Regions from separate parts of the Mus musculus genome. Here region 2 is linked to region 1. Evidence: chromatin loops called from intact Hi-C (ENCODE). Cell type or tissue: left cerebral cortex. All regions are shown on one strand. Each heading gives the region's core, and the rest is flanking DNA. Links, peaks and the distances in the headings are about the cores only. Region 1 overlaps Arfgef2 (ADP-ribosylation factor guanine nucleotide-exchange factor 2 (brefeldin A-inhibited)). Region 2 overlaps Prex1 (phosphatidylinositol-3,4,5-trisphosphate-dependent Rac exchange factor 1).

The links. Peaks named below come from ENCODE experiments on the same cell type or tissue, not always from the same donor. Only the 100,000 strongest peaks of a DNase experiment are listed, where the experiment ranks them.
Region 2: a loop joins it to region 1, with 4 times the contacts of the local background. A loop is called at or near these places in 5 of 42 quality-filtered maps.

What each region holds. Positions count from the first base shown.
Region 1 is chr2:166,861,654-166,869,980 of GRCm38, reverse strand. Arfgef2 (ADP-ribosylation factor guanine nucleotide-exchange factor 2 (brefeldin A-inhibited)) reads right to left here. Exons shown (of 39, transcript NM_001085495.2): 19 at 8,246-8,327; 20 at 6,296-6,424; 21 at 5,130-5,288; 22 at 4,154-4,301; 23 at 2,970-3,069; 24 at 2,795-2,835; 25 at 2,524-2,693; 26 at 938-1,089. Among named protein-coding and RNA genes, the nearest start is that of Cse1l, 40 kb to the left of the region's middle. In left cerebral cortex, for the core only: a CTCF peak has its summit at 3,502; a DNase peak (open chromatin) is centred at 4,331.
Region 2 is chr2:166,570,932-166,579,258 of GRCm38, reverse strand. Prex1 (phosphatidylinositol-3,4,5-trisphosphate-dependent Rac exchange factor 1) reads left to right here. Exons shown (of 40, transcript NM_177782.3): 30 at 1,253-1,381; 31 at 2,554-2,595; 32 at 3,493-3,713; 33 at 5,039-5,138; 34 at 5,961-6,104; 35 at 6,206-6,320; 36 at 7,663-7,729. Among named protein-coding and RNA genes, the nearest start is that of Gm29679, 11 kb to the right of the region's middle. In left cerebral cortex, for the core only: a CTCF peak has its summit at 4,109 (motif pointing left); DNase peaks (open chromatin) are centred at 460, 3,627 and 4,103.

The sequences.
Region 1 (8,327 bases), core at 122-8,121:
GTTATCTCTGACTTCTTGCTCAACAATACACTGCCTGTGACTGAAGCTACTCTGTTGGCTTTTCTGCCCTGTCCTCATTTCAGTCAGTCACCATGCTACCAAACCTTTGAGGCAAGGTATATGTTCATGCTAAACACACACAAGGATTGGAGATACAATATTTTAAATTTAATTGTACATGATGATAGGATAAATGGCTCAATCCCTGCCAGAGTAGCAAGGTTAGCCACATACCGCCCAAATATTCATGGCAGGTGCACATGCACGCCTGCAAAGCTAGGAAGGCACACAGTCATGGCAAACTCTGCTCTCTCACACGTGGGAAGGAGCAGGCTGTGCAGGCTGGTGTTGACTGGGCACATGGCAGTCACTTGGAGAAGGCAAAGAGAAAGCCCACAAAGTAAAGATGTGGCCCTCAGCAAAGAAGGGCTAACTTCCTATACAGCCAACTTCAAAACCTCATAAAACATCATTCCTGGTTGTTTTCTACACGGAATTTTCAAATTTCTTGGAGATGTGTATATATATATACACATATTTATACATGTTCACACATATATGTACATATATCTGTGGGGGGGTGAGGGAGATGGGGCTTGGACTAGGACTGTTGACATTCTAAGCAGGGGCTGAGATAATCCCAATCCCTTGAACCATTTATTTATAAAAGGAGGGGTGTTTGTTTGTTTGTTTGTTTTTGGGACAGGGTTTCTCTGTGTAGCCCTGGCTGTCCTGGAACTCACTCTGTAGACCAGGCTGGCATCGAACCCAGAAATCTGCCTGCCTCTGCCTCTGCCTCCCAAGTGCTGGGATTAAAGGCGTTTGTTCAACACTACCACCAAGAAGACAGAAGAGAATTCATACAGTTAGGGGTGGGAGAGACTTTTAGACACCGACGGGGAAGGAGACCCAGGGCCTTCACAATGAAATGCACTACCTGTTTTTCTTCATAATATGTTCAAATGGCCTCAGAAAATCCTTCTGAAATCGGAAGTTGGCTAATTCTCCCTTCTCCAGGAACTTCATGGAGAGCTGCCGCAGAGAGTCAACTGCGAAGATGGCCACATCTTCATTGGGGTTACAGCCGACCTGGTGGGACAGGAAGCAGCAGGCTCAGCACAACAACAAAGGCAGGCAGCCCCCTGCAGTCTCTGCGGGAAGCTCATCTAGAGACTGAAGATGCTACTTCTCGGCTGAGAGACTAGCAAGCCCCCTGCCTCCTTCCGGGCTGGGATCCCAAGTGTGCACCACATGCCAGCATGTGCTTGTTCTTTCTCTCCTTTTAGGTGCTTGTTATTTTGTGTATGTGGTATGTGCAATTCACATGTGTATGGTTGTGTGCAGTGCATGTGGAGGGGAGCTGTTGAAGTCAGGTGTGTTCTTCTATTGTTTTCCCCTGGGGTTTCAGCCTGCACTGCCCAGTCCAGTCTCTAGGTTCTCAGGCCCAAAGCAAGGCAGGAGCTCAGACTGAGTCCTGGCTCCGGCCCTCTGAACAGAGTGAACCGTGAGTAGACAAGTGAAGCCATGTTGGCCTACACCAGAAGCTAACTGTTTTAGAATGGCTGTCCTGATGTCTTCTAGCTTGTCTCTGACTTACAAACCAGTGACAGTTTTAAGAGTAGCAATGGGGGCCTGTGTGTAAGGAATTCTGATGCTCAACTGTGTGAGCATGGCTTCACCACGGGTCATAGGAGGGGACCATAGGGCTCCACCAAGCATCAGCAGGGTGTCCAGCCACTACATTTAAAACAGAGTAGCAATACTATGTGCAGGTTGGCTGTGCATGGTGGTGTATGCCCTTAGTCCCAACACTTGGGAGAGAAAGGCAGGAGGATCTTCTGTGAGTTTGAAGTCACCCTGATCTACATAATGAGATCCAGGACAGGCAGAGATACATAGAGAAACTGCCTCAAAGACCTTAAAAAAAGAAAGAGATGGAAAGAAGAAGCAGGGAGGGGTCATGCATCCGGGCTGGCCTAGAATCTGCCCCACAGCCACTGATGGCCGATTACAGGATATAGCACCATGTCCTACTTATGCAGTACTGGGGATTGAACTCAGGACTTGTGAATGGTAGGCAACTCTATCAACTGAGCTATAGTCCCAGCCATGGATATGAGTTAGTATAGTATTTATTTTATTTTTATTTATTTTATGTATGTGAGTATACTGTTGTTCTTTTCAGACACATCAGAAGAGGGCATTGGATTCCATTACAGATGGTTGTGAACTACCATGTGGTTGCTGGGAATTGAACTCAGGACCTCTGAAGAGCAGTCAATGCTCTTAACCATTTAGCCATCTCTCCAGCCCACCACTGGACTTTTAATTCATCCTACTTGACTCCTATCCAAATATAAGCACAACATTGTTCCTTTCAAAGTGTCCATGATTTCACAGGGAAAAATGAATAGATGTCAAACCCCCGAAATGGGGCCAACTCTTCCCATTACATCCTTTGTGAACTTAGCACCTGCTCTCTTTCAGCTGCAGCTAACGTGGTCTTTAGATGCTGGCAGTCACCTTATTGAAGTGATCTCCAATGACATGCCATATCCGAGACCACTGCAGCCGGATCCTGTTCATGTTGTAGTATGATATTTCCACAATCTTCTGCAGGCTGAACATTCGAGGATGGTGGGGAGAAGCCAGCTCATCCATGGACACAGCACACAGCCAACGGACAAAGTCAACTACAGGAAAGAGACAGGAACACATGGGAAGCCCAGTTAGAGACAGTCACACAATTACAATGGGAGGCATACATTGCTGGCACAAAAGTCAAGATACATACCTATTGCATTTCCATCCAGTCTGGTAGAGCCAGTAAAAATTCTAGGGGGAAAAATTGAAATTTCTCAAGTACTCAGAAAAGGCAGAGAAGAGACATTAACAGTGGCCACACCCAGAGGCTACCAAGTGATGCCAGGCACAGTCAGTGCAGCATCACTGCAGAACACAGTCATCACCTGTCAACTGCGACAACCACACTCTGTGAGCTTGTTTCACCAACCGACTCCTGGAAGCTGGCCATCTGTCTTTTGTCTACACCACCACTCACCAAGTTACCTAAAACATAACACACAGAATCAGCGGGACTCCAGGCACATCAAGTACTTGGAACAAAGTACCCAGGCGGCACACTTGTATTCCCAGCACTCAGGAGGCAGAGGCATAAGGGTCAGAAGTTCAAGGCCAGTCTCTGCTACAACGTAGTAAGTCTGAGGCTAGCTTGGGCTACAGAAAACTTTGCCTCAAAAAAAGCAAATCACACAAACAATAGGAAGTGGCTGTGAATGAAAACCCGGAAGCAAGTAAAACAGACTAAGAACAGACACAGCTCCACTGCGGACAGAGTAATGCACTTACACTCTGGGATTAACACAGAGCCTTACTGCAGACCCTCTTGCCTGTAGGCAATCTCCCAATGTTTAGGAAACAAGCCTGAAGCAAGTGAGTAGCCTAGGGCTCCGAGAACACAGTGGCCCCTCTGCTGGACACTGGTGAGCTGTGCAGGACTTCACTGCAGTCATCATCAGGGCACACAAGAAGTAGGTGCTGTCACTGCCCGTGTCCCCAGAACTTCAACTTCACTGTCCCTGCACCCAGCAGCCTAGGCTGCCCCCCTGCCACGTGACTGTCATGTCACTGTCCCTGTGTTTCAGTTCCTCAGTTTATACAATGGGCAGGTAGCAGTCCTCATCTCACTGGGTCATTCTGAGACTCACATGAGCTCAAATACATAAACTGGGTGTTCAGAATGTGGCCTGGCATGCTTGCTTGCCATATTGACTATTATTATCACTACATCATAGACCAGAGTCCTTCAACTCACAGCAGAGGTGGGAACAACTATTTACTCTGAGACTACAGATGAAATGTGGAGACAATCCAACCTTTCCAGAGAGAGATAGTAGAGACACAGGCAGGACAGTGAAGCCCCTACTGCAGGGGGCCTCAGCATGGCCCCGTGTGAAGAAGGAACAGGACCCACCATGCTCACACAGCTGAAGCAGCAAGCCCATGGCATTGACAGCCATGCTATCAGCTGTACAAGAAGGAAGAGGACGCTGCACAGTCCTGGTGTGACAACAAGAGCCTTATCACTGTTAACTTGTGATGCTGTGCTGGCCAGCTGGGGCTGGTATCTTACCGAGGCCAAGACCCATGAATTCTTCTCCTGCCAGACTGTGGCCCTTCAGGCTCCCTTCTCGTTCCCGCCCAGAGCCAGAGAGGTAGCGAGTCTTCACCCCAGTTCCTATCAGCTGAGCAAGCTCCAGCTGGCTGATGCACTTCAAGATCTACGAAAGAGAAGGTGTGAGACGTGGAGTGCCAGAAAGGATGCTGCAATCTTCTGTCAGTCGCTGTTTTCTGGTACATGCAGATGTTTACACTAAAAATAAAACTTGAGCTGGGCAGTGGTGGCGCACGCCTTTAATCCCAGCACTCAGGAGGCAGAGGACGGTAGATGTATCTCTGAGTTTGAGAACAGCCTGGTGTATAGAGTTCCAGGATAGCTAGGGCTACACAGAGAAACCTGTCGCAAACAAACATGAATAATAACTAGGAGAACTCGTAAGCTGGGTTCTACACATACAAAGTTACACGTATATTTGCTCAAGAAAGACACTGATTGGAGCAGGGCTCGATTTTTCATGACACTCGACCTGTGCGCTCAGACTGGTTCCTGCCCCCCAGCTCGCTTCCTCAGACTGCACACGCACGGCCTTCCTGGCCTCTGCACTTCCTTTCCCCTGCCGTCTCTCTCTCTGGCCTGGGGTGCGTGTGTTTCTGTTCTTTATGTCTGGAATGATACTTCCCCGCTCACTCCTTCAGCTGTGACCAGATGTGTGCCCCCTACCAAGATGACTTTCTTAAACTCCTCCTGAGTGAGCACTCTCCCACCACCACTCCAAGTTGTGCTCATTGCTATCTGTAACTGGGCCATGTGTTCATTGATCTGTTCTCTGCCATCAGTGTAGAAAGGGCATCAGTGTAGAAGAACTCTGTCTTCGTGGGCAGATTGCAGATTCATGAGGTAAAGGAAGGCTCCACTTTACCAATCAGAGGAGTAGAGAGAAAGGAATCAAAGGCCTAGAGCCATCTTGAGAAAAGGCAGAGACGCATACCTCATGCCAGGAGTTGCCAAGGTAGTTGCCATCGGTGTGAGCCACAGTGATGAGTGTCTTTATGGTGTCGATGTTTTTCTGCTTCATTTCTGTGATGCTGGAGCTGGCTGTCAGCAGGGAAAAGCGAGCAAGGGCCTGAACATAGGCATCTCGTTCCAGCTGAAAGAGAAGCCCAAGGAGCGCTGTGACTCCACCCACAATGTGGCCACTCATCTGGTGGGCTGGTGCACCGAGCTTCCCTGCCATTTCCAAATGCACACAGTAGGCTTTGGTGCGCCAGGATCCAGCTATCCCATGCAGGCATGCTTCCAACACTGGACCACCTGAGGCTCGCTGTGCACAACTACACTTGAGAACTGGCCCTCTGCAGTGACCTCAATCATACACTATCTCTCCCGTGTTCCAATGTCTCTGCTGGATGCCAAGACTATGGAATAAGTGCTAACATTTACAGCAGTCCTGTAAGGGAGGTATAAATGAGGAGACAAGCTGTGATTTGAGTTTATAGGGCCAACACCATCAGGCTGGAGAAGTACCAGAGTGGACTTTGAGATCCTGCCTTCAGAACCTTCAGAACCATCAAAAGAAAAATGGATGGGGACAGAAGACTGAAGTTTTCTGAACAAACTAATGGGCAGATTCTCACTGATCTAGAAGCGAGAAGTAGGAAGGACCAGCCTTGTGACTGCAAAACAGCTCAAAGACTGCACTGATTTGTTTAACGTTTCAGGATTCAAACAAGGTTTATAGAAACATCAATGCTGCATTCAACCATCTCCTTTCCCAGAGCAGGGGGAGAGATAGGGAAATGATAGAAACAATGAGTTACACAAAGTGGCAGCCACCGTGGAAATGCCGAGGATGAAACAGAGGGCTTCAGCGAGCTGACCACACCACACACTCTTGTAGGGAGCTATGGCCTCAGCAAGACACATAAGCATCGGAGCAAGTCAATGTGGCAGGTGGACGAAGAGGTTCTTCTATCATTGCCAGTCAGTTTTAATCTGGACCCTCAGGATTCTTCCCAGCAGAGCCATTGTTAGCACAAAGCCACGGGCTGTTTCTCAGTGGGAATAAGTGGTTTGCTGAAACACTGGTCAACTGGAAATTCCTGGTAGTTTCAAAGCTTTAACAATCTAAAGATACATGCGTTCACTTCTACCTACCTGCATTCCAAAGATGCAGGCAATGCGGACTGCACACCTGATGCCTTCCAAACACAGGGAGGCCACCTCCGTGTCATCACAGTTCTGCAGGCCAATACTATAGGCTGCCAGCAGCGGCGTCCACACCAGCTGCAAGGAAGCAAGTTTCAGTAACACCCAGAATTTCAACATGGCAAAGAGCACTCAGAGTATACTGTGTCCATTACAGGAACGACCAAGATGCCAAGTCCACTTCCATCTATTCCATTCACAAAATAAAACAGTTCTTAGCTGGGCATGGTGGCGCACACCTTTAATCCCACTTGGGAGGCAGAGGCAGGCGGATTTCTGAGTTCAAGGCCAGCCTGGTCTACAAAGTGAGTTCCAGGACAGGCAGGACTACACAGAGAAACCCTGTCTCAAAAAACAAAAACAAACAAACAAACAAAAAAAACCCAGTTCTTATAAACTATGGTCACTATAGATGTACTATTTACTAAATGGGCAGTGAACATTTGCATCTGTAGTGCATGTCACTAATATCTCAAAGATGGTCTCTTTCCCTGCTGAGTGTATTTAGAGATTGAAGTCAGGTTCGGTTTGGTTTTTGTACTATTTACTAAATGGGCAGTGAACATTTGCATCTGTAGCGCATGTCACTAATATCTCAAAGATGGTCTCTTTCCCTGCTGAGTGTATTTAGAGATTGAAGTCAGGTATGGTTTTTAATCCCGAGTGCTGGGATTAAAGGCGAGCACCACCACTGCCTGGCTTTTTGGGATTGTTTTAAAGATTTATTTCATGTATATGAGTGATTTGTTTACCTGTATGTCTGTGTCCTGTTAGTGCCTGGTGACCACACTAGAGGTAGAAGACAGTGTCATATTCCCCTGAATCAGGAGCTGTAGATGGCTGTTAGGAACAGACTCTGACCCTCTGCAAGAGCAGCCAGTGTACTTAAGTGCTGAGCCATCTTATCGGTCCCACAGAGTCAGTTCTCTACACAGCCGAAACAATCAGAAGCTGGCATGCAGACTAAGCACGTGAGTGAGCTGCCTTTAATCAGTAAAACAAAGTGGCTCTCTGTGAGTCAGAGGCCAGCCTGGTCTACATAACAGTTCCAGGCCAGTCAAAGACACATAGTGAAGCTCTGTCTCAAAAAAAAAAAAAAAAACAAAAAAACAAAAAACAGAGGAAAAGGATGTTGGAGAATAGCTCAGTGGGTAAACACTTGTCTGCTATGCCAGACAACACAAATTCAGTGCAGGGAATTCCCATGGTGGAAGAAGAACTGACTCTGGCAAGTTGTGCTCTGACCTCCACAGGCAGGCTGGGGCAAACGCAAACACACATACCCTGTTTTAAAAGTTACATTACTCATTTAACATGTATGTGTATGTGTGTGTGTGTGTGTGTGTGTGTGTGTGTGTGTGTATGTGTGTGTGTGTGTGTGTCTTTTCTTGCACTTCATCTCACCTTGAAGCCAGTAGGGTGAGCTGTCACCCTAAAGCTGGCCTGCAGGGCTGGGAGAAGGACCAGTGAGGAAGGACATTTCCTCCAAGCCCGAGGCCTGATATCAACCCTGGGGCCCACAGGGTAAAGGAAGAGCGCTCATTCCTATAGGCTGCCACCTCATCCCCCATGCTGTGCACACCCATAACAAGTCATTCTAAAAACAAAACAGCCCTCCCAGAGCACCATTCCATCCCACCAAACCATGAAAGCCGCTCTGTCCTCATCCTCACTGACAGAAAATGAACAGACCCGACCAAGGTCACATGGCCACACAGTAGCAAGCTAAGATTCAACTCAGACATCGGGACAGCAGAGGCCATGGCTGAACTGGCATCTGCAGAAGCCAGACCCAGATCTTTCCTCTCCATTCTCTCCCACTGGGATCTGCCGTACACTTTACAGCAGGCCGCCTGCAGAGCCTGGCTTGGTGATACGCTAATTCCCTAGGACACTCACTTTGAACATTGGCCGGACATGGTCCAAGTGTGTGGCGCTGGTAAACGGGGCTTTGGCATGGCTCACGGCCTCCATCAGAGCT
Region 2 (8,327 bases), core at 244-8,243, 290 kb after region 1:
ACCCACCCATCCATCCATCCATCCATCCATCCATCCATCCATCCATATGTCCGTACATCTTTCTGTCTGTCCATCTGTCCATCTGTCATCCATCCATCCATCCATCCATCCATCCATCTATCCATCCATCTATCTACCCATAATCCTCTACCCTCTCTCTCCGTCTCTCCCCCTTTCCCTCCCTTCTTCTCTCTCTCCCTCCCTCCCTCCCTCCCTCCATCATTATTGGCCCACCCACCTACCTTTCATCCATCCCTACACATTACCTACCCTCTGACCATCCATTTGTCCATCACCCACCCTCTATCCACTCCTCCTTCCCTCCCTTCCTCCCTCCCTCCCTGTGCCTGTCGCTGCCCTTCACCCACCTACCCACATTCTCCTACCTATTCATTCTCCACCTACACATCTGCCGACCATCGCCATCCACCTACCCACTCACGCCCACATCCACCGTCTACCCACAAACTCACATCTGCTTATCCACCCTCTCATCCATCTGTCCATTTCTGTACCAAGGCTCCAGTAGACTGATTCCAGCTTACTCCAGGCCTGCTCTGGACACTTGTGCCCTTGAGATAAGTCCTTGCTCTCCAGACCTCTGGGATCACCCACTGTGTATAGCAGACCTGATTCAGATAGGCAGCCATGTTCCCATAGGATGAGACATAGCAGAGAATCAGGAACTCTTGGACTGTCTCAGGGGTGCTACCCAGTGTCAGAGGTGACATGGAGGGCACGGCCACAGGGGTCTCAGAAACCCAAACAGGGAAAAGGACAGGGTCAGGTGCCTGCCTAACCTTTGACTGGTCCTGCCCCATGGCCGATTCAATGATCAACCTTAGATAAATCCCATCTCTTTCCCGCTCCAAGCCTGGGCTGCTGTTTCTGTGTAGGGAAAGGCCACTGAGCTACCACTCATCTGCCGGCTCAGTTGGTTATGGCTATGAGGAGGTAATATCTGAGGAGCCTGTGGCTTCAGTTTCCAGCTCTAGGAGGACCAGCCGTGATTGATTTGTAATGTCTGTACTGGGCTGGTTGTAGCTATGGGGAGACCGGGAGGCAGTGAGAGGCCGGGTGTCTGTTGTGGATGCTGTGCTGTGATACCTTCCTTAGGCTTGCCATGCACAACCCGTGAATACCCGTGAGACCCATCAGTTTCCTTGACATAGGGTAGTGAGCTTCGTGAGCTGGTGATGGTGCCTGTGGCCCTCTCCTGACCTCACATCCTTTTGCTACTTTGCTGCCCCAGAGTTCAAACAGAAAGAGGAATGCACGGTCCGAGGGCGGAACTTGATTCAGATCAGTATCCAGGAGGACCCTTGGAACCTGCCCAGCTCCATCAGGACCCTGGTGGACAACATCCAGCAATACGTGGAAGGTCCGTGGGTATAGACTGTGGTGTTGCCTGGAACGGGCCTAGCTATGTGGCCCTGTCTTCATGTCTGGGGGGCGGGGACAGAGCAGTGAAGCCATTTCCTAGTGAATGTCCTGACCTGCTGAGGCCCTGGGCTAGAGGACCCATGGAAATGGGGCCATTTCTACTGAGGCTTCTTGTAGTCAGGAGGTTGAATTCTGGCTTCCTTCCATCTCTGCTTCTAAAACTGGATCCCATCCACTTGTCATTGATTGTCACAGATTGGAGCCACTTGTCTGAGTTGTCAGTGATATGAGAAAGTCCTGATTCCTTAGTGGCCAGCTGCCCTGTGGCCACACTTGTGTGAGGACATGAGGTACTCATGTCTACCCGACATATGTCGTTTACCTATTTGAGCCTTTGGGCACCTGAGTCAGGCCCCTGGGGCCGGGGGCTGGAGGAGGGAGGAGTTACAGAGGCGTGACTGTCTCAGGCCAAGCCACCTGGTTCCTAAACAGAAGTAGGTCACTAACATGAGTCTGGGACCTGACTGCCACCAAGAATCCCTTCTTTTCTGCTTTCAGCTGTATAGCGGGACTTCTCGTACCCGCCAGTGGTTAAATGGCACAGAGATTTGTGAATATTTATTACAGCTTAGGAGTATAGCAGGGCAGACTATCAGCTACCTCATGTAAATTATCCTGACTAGTCTAGCACTATGTCCCTCTCTCTTGGCCCTGGCACCTCTGTTCCTCTCCATGTCCCGGGGGTGAATCTCTCAAGTCTCTTTCTCCCAGAGACCTTCCCTCTCGCTGAAGTTCTGCCTTCCCTTTCCTGCCCAGCTACTGGCTGTCAGTTTTTTTATTAAGTCAATCAGCAAGCGAGGAAGGTGAATATTTACAAAATAGGAAACCTATAGCTCTCTGTGGGTACAGAATTAACCGTTCAATATACAGAGTCACACCTTTACACAATGTGCAAGAGGTTACCCCCAACACAGCTCTCTGATGAGGATACAGGAACACTGGTGGTAGGGGCTCCATCTCTGATGTTCAGGGGCTCTGGAACTTACCCAGCATGCATTGAGCACAGCTCAAGCATCTGTGAGGGGCCAGAGCCCGGGTGCTGTAGGCACTGGCTTGCCCCGCTTCTGCCATCTCTGCTCACCCCTCCTCCTCTCTCCTCCCTCCTTTCAGATGGAAAGAACCAGCTGCTTCTGGCTCTGCTCAAGTGCACAGGTAGGAATGGGGCTGTGAAGGGGTCCCTGGGAGACACAGTGGGTGCTGTGGCCACAGGCTGGGGTGATGTCCCTCTGCTGGCCAACAGCATCTCAATGGGGCCCTCAGCATCTGCACTGGGGAGGCAGCCTTTTCTCCCAGTCTCGCCGAGAACTTCTCACCTTTTCCTCTGGGGCCAGGCAGAGGACTAGACTCAGGTCCTGGGGAACATGAGCCCTGTTTAGTGCTACCTGTTAGGCCTGGTGGGTGTTGGCAGGGGGACTGGTGGAAGACGGAGGGTGAGGAACATGGGCTCTGAGCTAGTAGAGCGGAGCCTGGAAATAATAGAGGATGTAACTGCAGGATACCTTCATGTGTGTGCGTGTGCGTGTAGTATGTGTGTCCATGCACACACATGCATGTGCACATGTAGACTTGAGTATGCATATGTGCATGTGTGGATGTGCCTACTCTTTATACAGATTACCAACTGCCTGGCTTGACCAGTTGGGGCAGGACTTGGGGGAGGTGAGGCAGGGGGAAGTGTTCCTGGGACCCATCTTGAATATGCAGCTTAGTACTGCTAGGATTCGTGTGGCCAAGGCTGAGAGGTCCCGTGATTCACTGTAGGGCAGTGGGGCAGGGTTTGGGCGTATGTCCGCCTCGGGAAGAGCCACACATTCGATTCTCCAAGAAGCAGGCACTTGGGCAGTGGGAGAGTGAGACTTGGGGCAGATCTGTCTTCTTTTGAAGAATTTATTTTTCTGCAACTGGCTTTTGGCAACCTATTTGCCCCTTCAGAGTTCTCCACAGGCCCCCGTGGGCATGGCAGGTCCAGGGTTCGGGTGTTGAGGGTGGAGATGCTGCCAGTCCGCACAGCACCACTTACCCAGAGCGCCCCCCCCCCCCCCCCCACAGACACGGAGCTGCAGCTGCGCAGGGATGCTGTCTTCTGTCAGGCTCTGGTGGCCGCCGTGTGCACTTTCTCGGAGCAGCTGCTGGCCGCCCTTGACTACCGCTACAACAACAACGGCGAGTATGAAGAGAGCAGCAGAGATGCCAGCCGCAAGTGGCTGGAGCAGGTGGCGGCTACAGGTGTCCTGCTGCACTGGCAGTCTCTGCTGGCACCAGCCTCCGTGGTAAGCGGCTGAGGTCATTGGCAGCACGGGAGAGAGTGCTGTGGCTACTCTCTGCTCCCAGTTACCCAGGGGTTCATGTGGCAGTGATTTGCTGAGCATTTGCTTTTAGGTTTTGGAGTTCGTGGATGAACAAAAGTCCCTGTGCTCTGTGGTGTCCTGGGGAAGAGAGACAGACAGAAAAGACCCATGGTTCTGAGCCGCAAGCGGGTGTCTCGTGGCAGTCTGGGCTGGCAGCTGAGGAATCCAGGGAGGGGAGAGAATATTACTTGCATCTAGTGCAAGTGTAGAGGGCAGGAGGGCTGGCTCGTTACCCAGTAGCAGTTCCATTATGTGTGGTTCCAGAGGCTATCTCAGGCCGCCCACGGGCAGCACAGCCCTAGATCGCCCCCTGCTGGCCACTGGTGAGCACTGCTGCCGGTCTTCAGAGATCTGCCTCTGGCCCCACTCCACAGCAGCCCTCTAACCTCTAAGGATGGAATACCAGATCCAGCTCATTCACTGATGTCACCAGCACCGAGCTGGCCACTGGGTCTACAGCTTATTTCCTAGAGAAGTAGACTGACAGGGGAGACAGCCCAAAGGCCTTGGAGTCTCTCTGGGGGGAGTAGCCAGACTTTCTGGGTGGTGACTTTTGATTTATGATATCTGTCAGCCAATAGGAAGGTCTGAGGAAAAGTATGCAGAGGGACAGCACGGGCAGAGGCCCTGGGCAGAGGCCCGTGTGGCCAGTGGGGACAGGCAGGGAAAGCAAGGTTAGTGGGATGGTCTGCAGGCAGAAAGTGACTCGGAAGCTGAAGGGCAGGGGACTCCTGTGATCTGGGCTAAGTTTTAAAAGAAAGCGTGTAACCTTGGAGAGAGGCGGTTAGGGGACTAAATGGAGAAAGAACCCTCTGAGGTGTCCTGGTGAGAACAGCTGCAACTAGAGTTGGGTGTTGGCCGGGAGGCTGGACGGAGGCAGACTGTGTCCAGGCAGTCGTAGCTGCTGGATGGGGTAAGACGACCAGGAGCGGACGGCCTTGAGAAAGGGATACAGAGCAGGTCTAGGGGGCTTAAGAGAGGAAGTGCAGATGCTCATGGAGTTGGCTGCATTTTGGATGGTACCGGGTGTGGCTTTACTGGGGCCACACAGCAAGGCAGAGCAGAAGTGACTTCTGACCCCTATGGGGTACAGGGCAGGTGGTGGGATGAACCATGATGTCACCTGTAGAGCCACACCCAAGACACCCACAGGCCTCCCAGCCCCGTAGGTGCAAAGCATGGCATCTCCAGGGCAGCCCAGGACAGGGTGGCATCTGAGTCTCCCTTACCACCGCCTCTTCCCGCAGAAGGAGGAACGGACCATGCTGGAGGACATCTGGGTGACGCTGTCGGAGCTGGACAATGTCACCTTCTCCTTTAAGCAGCTGGATGAGAATTCTGTGGCCAGTGAGTAAGCCCTCCCTTCCTGCCCCGAGTCGAGCTGCTCAGAGCCACGCTGGCTCTCCTCCGCTGCCAGGCCAGCAGCCCAAGTGGACCAGTCTCCAGTGCTTCAAGCCTCACGGCCCAACCCGAGACTCAGAGTCAGTCTTTGGGGAGCACATAGAAAAAGGAGGGGGGTGTATCAGCTACTTCTCTGGCTGTTACAACAAATTACTTGGCAAAGTCTTCAGCTGACAGCAGCTACCTGTGTGAAGGTTCAGGGGGAAGCAGTGATTGATTAGTGATGCCTGCCTGGTAAAAGGTGTGGGCTCTGAGTCATGTTTGTCGGCCACAATTCTTCCTTATGGATGCTGATAAGCTACAGAGCCTGGCTTTTTTTTTTTTTTTTTTTTTTTTAAACAGCTTTTGCTCTGAGCTGTCAGGCAAGAGAGTCACAGGACAAGGTCGGGGAGGTTGAAGACACTACGGCCAGCTCTCAGGGCAGGGACAGTGTTAGGGCCAAGACTAAAGCAGTGGGGAGCCAGAGGCTGTGGGTGCCAGTGAAAGGGGAGGTCATCACAGGCAAGTCTGGAGGCTGTATAGGGCGGTTCAAAGCTAAGCACGGAGGGGAGGGGAGGGGGAGGGGCTTGACGCTGCCCCTCTGCGATATTAGGGCAGGGAAGCCTCAGATGTCAAACATAGAAATTCCAGCATGCCACCTGGAGGCTGGGAAGACAAGAGGAGAGTCTGAGGCTACCCCTGTGGGTCAGGAGGGCTGGAAGTATAAGGTTTTCCCTCTGGAGTGCCACTCTGGCCTCTTTAGTGAGCCACCCTGCTTTGCCTCCACAGACACCAATGTCTTCTACCACATCGAGGGCAGTAGGCAGGCACTGAAGGTAGTCTTCTACCTCGATGGCTTCCACTTCTCCAGGCTGCCCTCTCGCCTAGAGGGTGGGGCCAGCCTCAGGCTGCACACGGTGCTCTTCACAAAAGGTGAGCAGCCAGGCTGAGGGACCTGGCAGGGAAAGGGGCAGAGGCAAGACCACTGAGCGCCCTAGGGCCCAGCACCTACCCTCCTGTGCCTTCCCTCACAGCACTGGAGAGCGTGGAAGGGCCCCCGCCCCCTGGAAACCAGGCAGCAGAAGAGCTGCAGCAGGAGATCAACGCACAGTCCCTGGAGAAGGTGCAGCAGTACTATAGAAAGCTCAGGTAGCTACCGTGGGCTGGGGGTAAGGGCGGGATGAGGGCTCTGGGGTGGGGGTGGCAACCTACAGGGAGTGGACACATCATTCAGAGCCACGGGCAAGCCTGACACTCTCTGGAGCACATACAGCAGTGTGCATGGAGGCCGCTGCTGACCCATTGTACAGCTGAGTATGCTGAGGCCCACACAGCCTGTACCAGATTACACAGACAGATGAACTCAAGTCTCTTTGGCCCATTCCTCCCTGTGCAAAGAAGGACTGAGCAGGGAGGGTTGCTTCTGGGATCTTTGGACTCCTAGCCCTGGATCCTGCTCTGAGGAGAACTTCCAGAGAGAGGTGCAGAGGGCAGTGGACAGAATGCTGTCCAGAGGGAAAACAGCTAGACCCAGGAAAACAGCTAAGGTCTGACACTCCTACTACAGCTACCTACAGCCCTGCCTGCAGCCACACCCTGACCGCACCCGCCAACACACCCACAGTCTCACCTTTACCAGATCCCTAGACCAGGCTCCCAGACACAGCCTCTCTCAAGTCCTGTCTCATTGCTTTCCCTGCAATACCAAGAGGGAGAGACCATGGGCCTGGGTTTCCATGGAGAGGGGCACTCTCTTCTCAGGTCTGTTCTGACCATTTGCGAATTGGAAAACGAAGCTTCCATTCATTTACTAGGCACACAATTTACAACTTAGTTGTTGTCCTTTGTCTGTCCCCGTCTGTCTGATTAGCTGCTAATTCCACTTGCTCATGGAGACTTTCTGTGGGCCCTGCACTGCCCTGGGACCCGGGAAGCAGTCCTGTTCTTCATGAATGCTTATTCTGTCAAGACTGGGCCTCCAACTCTGGCTCACCCCTTATATATAAATAAAGTTTTATTCACACACAGCCAAGACAGTTTCTTCCTGAATTCTTTGTGGGCCCCCCCCCCCTTCTGTGTACAATGGAAGACAAGGACTCCCTGGTTAAAAGGGCCAGTGTTTTCTGGTTGGCCCCATATAGAAGGATTTAGAGAGTGAGAAAGACCACAGGCTGGTAAACCCAGAACAATTTTGTGCCAATTGTTCAATGTTTAGAGGAGAGAAAGCAGCAATGGGGCTGGAGGAGCAGGGCACTGTTGTCCAGGGCAGGAAGGCAGAGGTGGTGGTGAAGCCCAGAGAACCCTTCTTGCTTCCCTAGGGTCACTGGAAGAGCAGGTGACTCAGTGATTTGCTTCTGAGAGTCTGGGGAGGATACAGGGCCGTAACTGTAGGGGTTGGGACCTGGGGCAGGGGAGGGCCGGGCGTGTGCGTGTGCCTGTGTGTGAGTGTGTGGGTAGTAGCAGAATCCTCAGCCTTATCTGTCTCCTTCAGGGCGTTCTACCTGGAGCGGTCCAACCTGCCCACGGATGCTGGCGCCACAGCTGTGAAGATTGACCAGGTATGCTTGCTTCTGGAAGTTTGGGCCGGGTGGGGTCACTTACAGGCTGAGTCTACTCTAATCAGGCCCAGAGGCCCCCTGCAACCCCCGTCAGCCTGTTTCTTCTGGGTGACAGGCTCTTGCTGGCCTCTGTTGCTTGGGGCTTTCTGATGAACACTTTCTTGATCACATTTCTTGAGCTGAGACCCCTAAAGATCAGAGTGGTGACTGCCACACTAGGTGTGGCTTTGCATGGTATCCCTTTTGCTTCAGGTTCCTGCCAGGCATTTACAAATCAGAATTTCTCCATCAAAACCAGAGGCGTTGCCATTTCTTGGCCTTTTGGCTAAGAGCATGTGTCATGTCTGTTCTTACCAGCTTAGTGCCCTGCCGGTCCCCTGAGGAAAGCGACAAAACAGAGCCTTCCAGCTGCTTGCGAGAGATGGATGCTCTGAGATCTAGCTGGGGCTTAGTTCTTTTTTGTCATGGTGGCCTCAAGTGGATTCTGTCCCTCTGCCTCTCATCCACAAAGCATCTCTCTGGGTCTCCTAGTTCCCCAGGCCCAGGCCTTGAACTTGGAGTAGGTTGTGAGGAACTGGCCATGGGGCTCAGAGGCTGT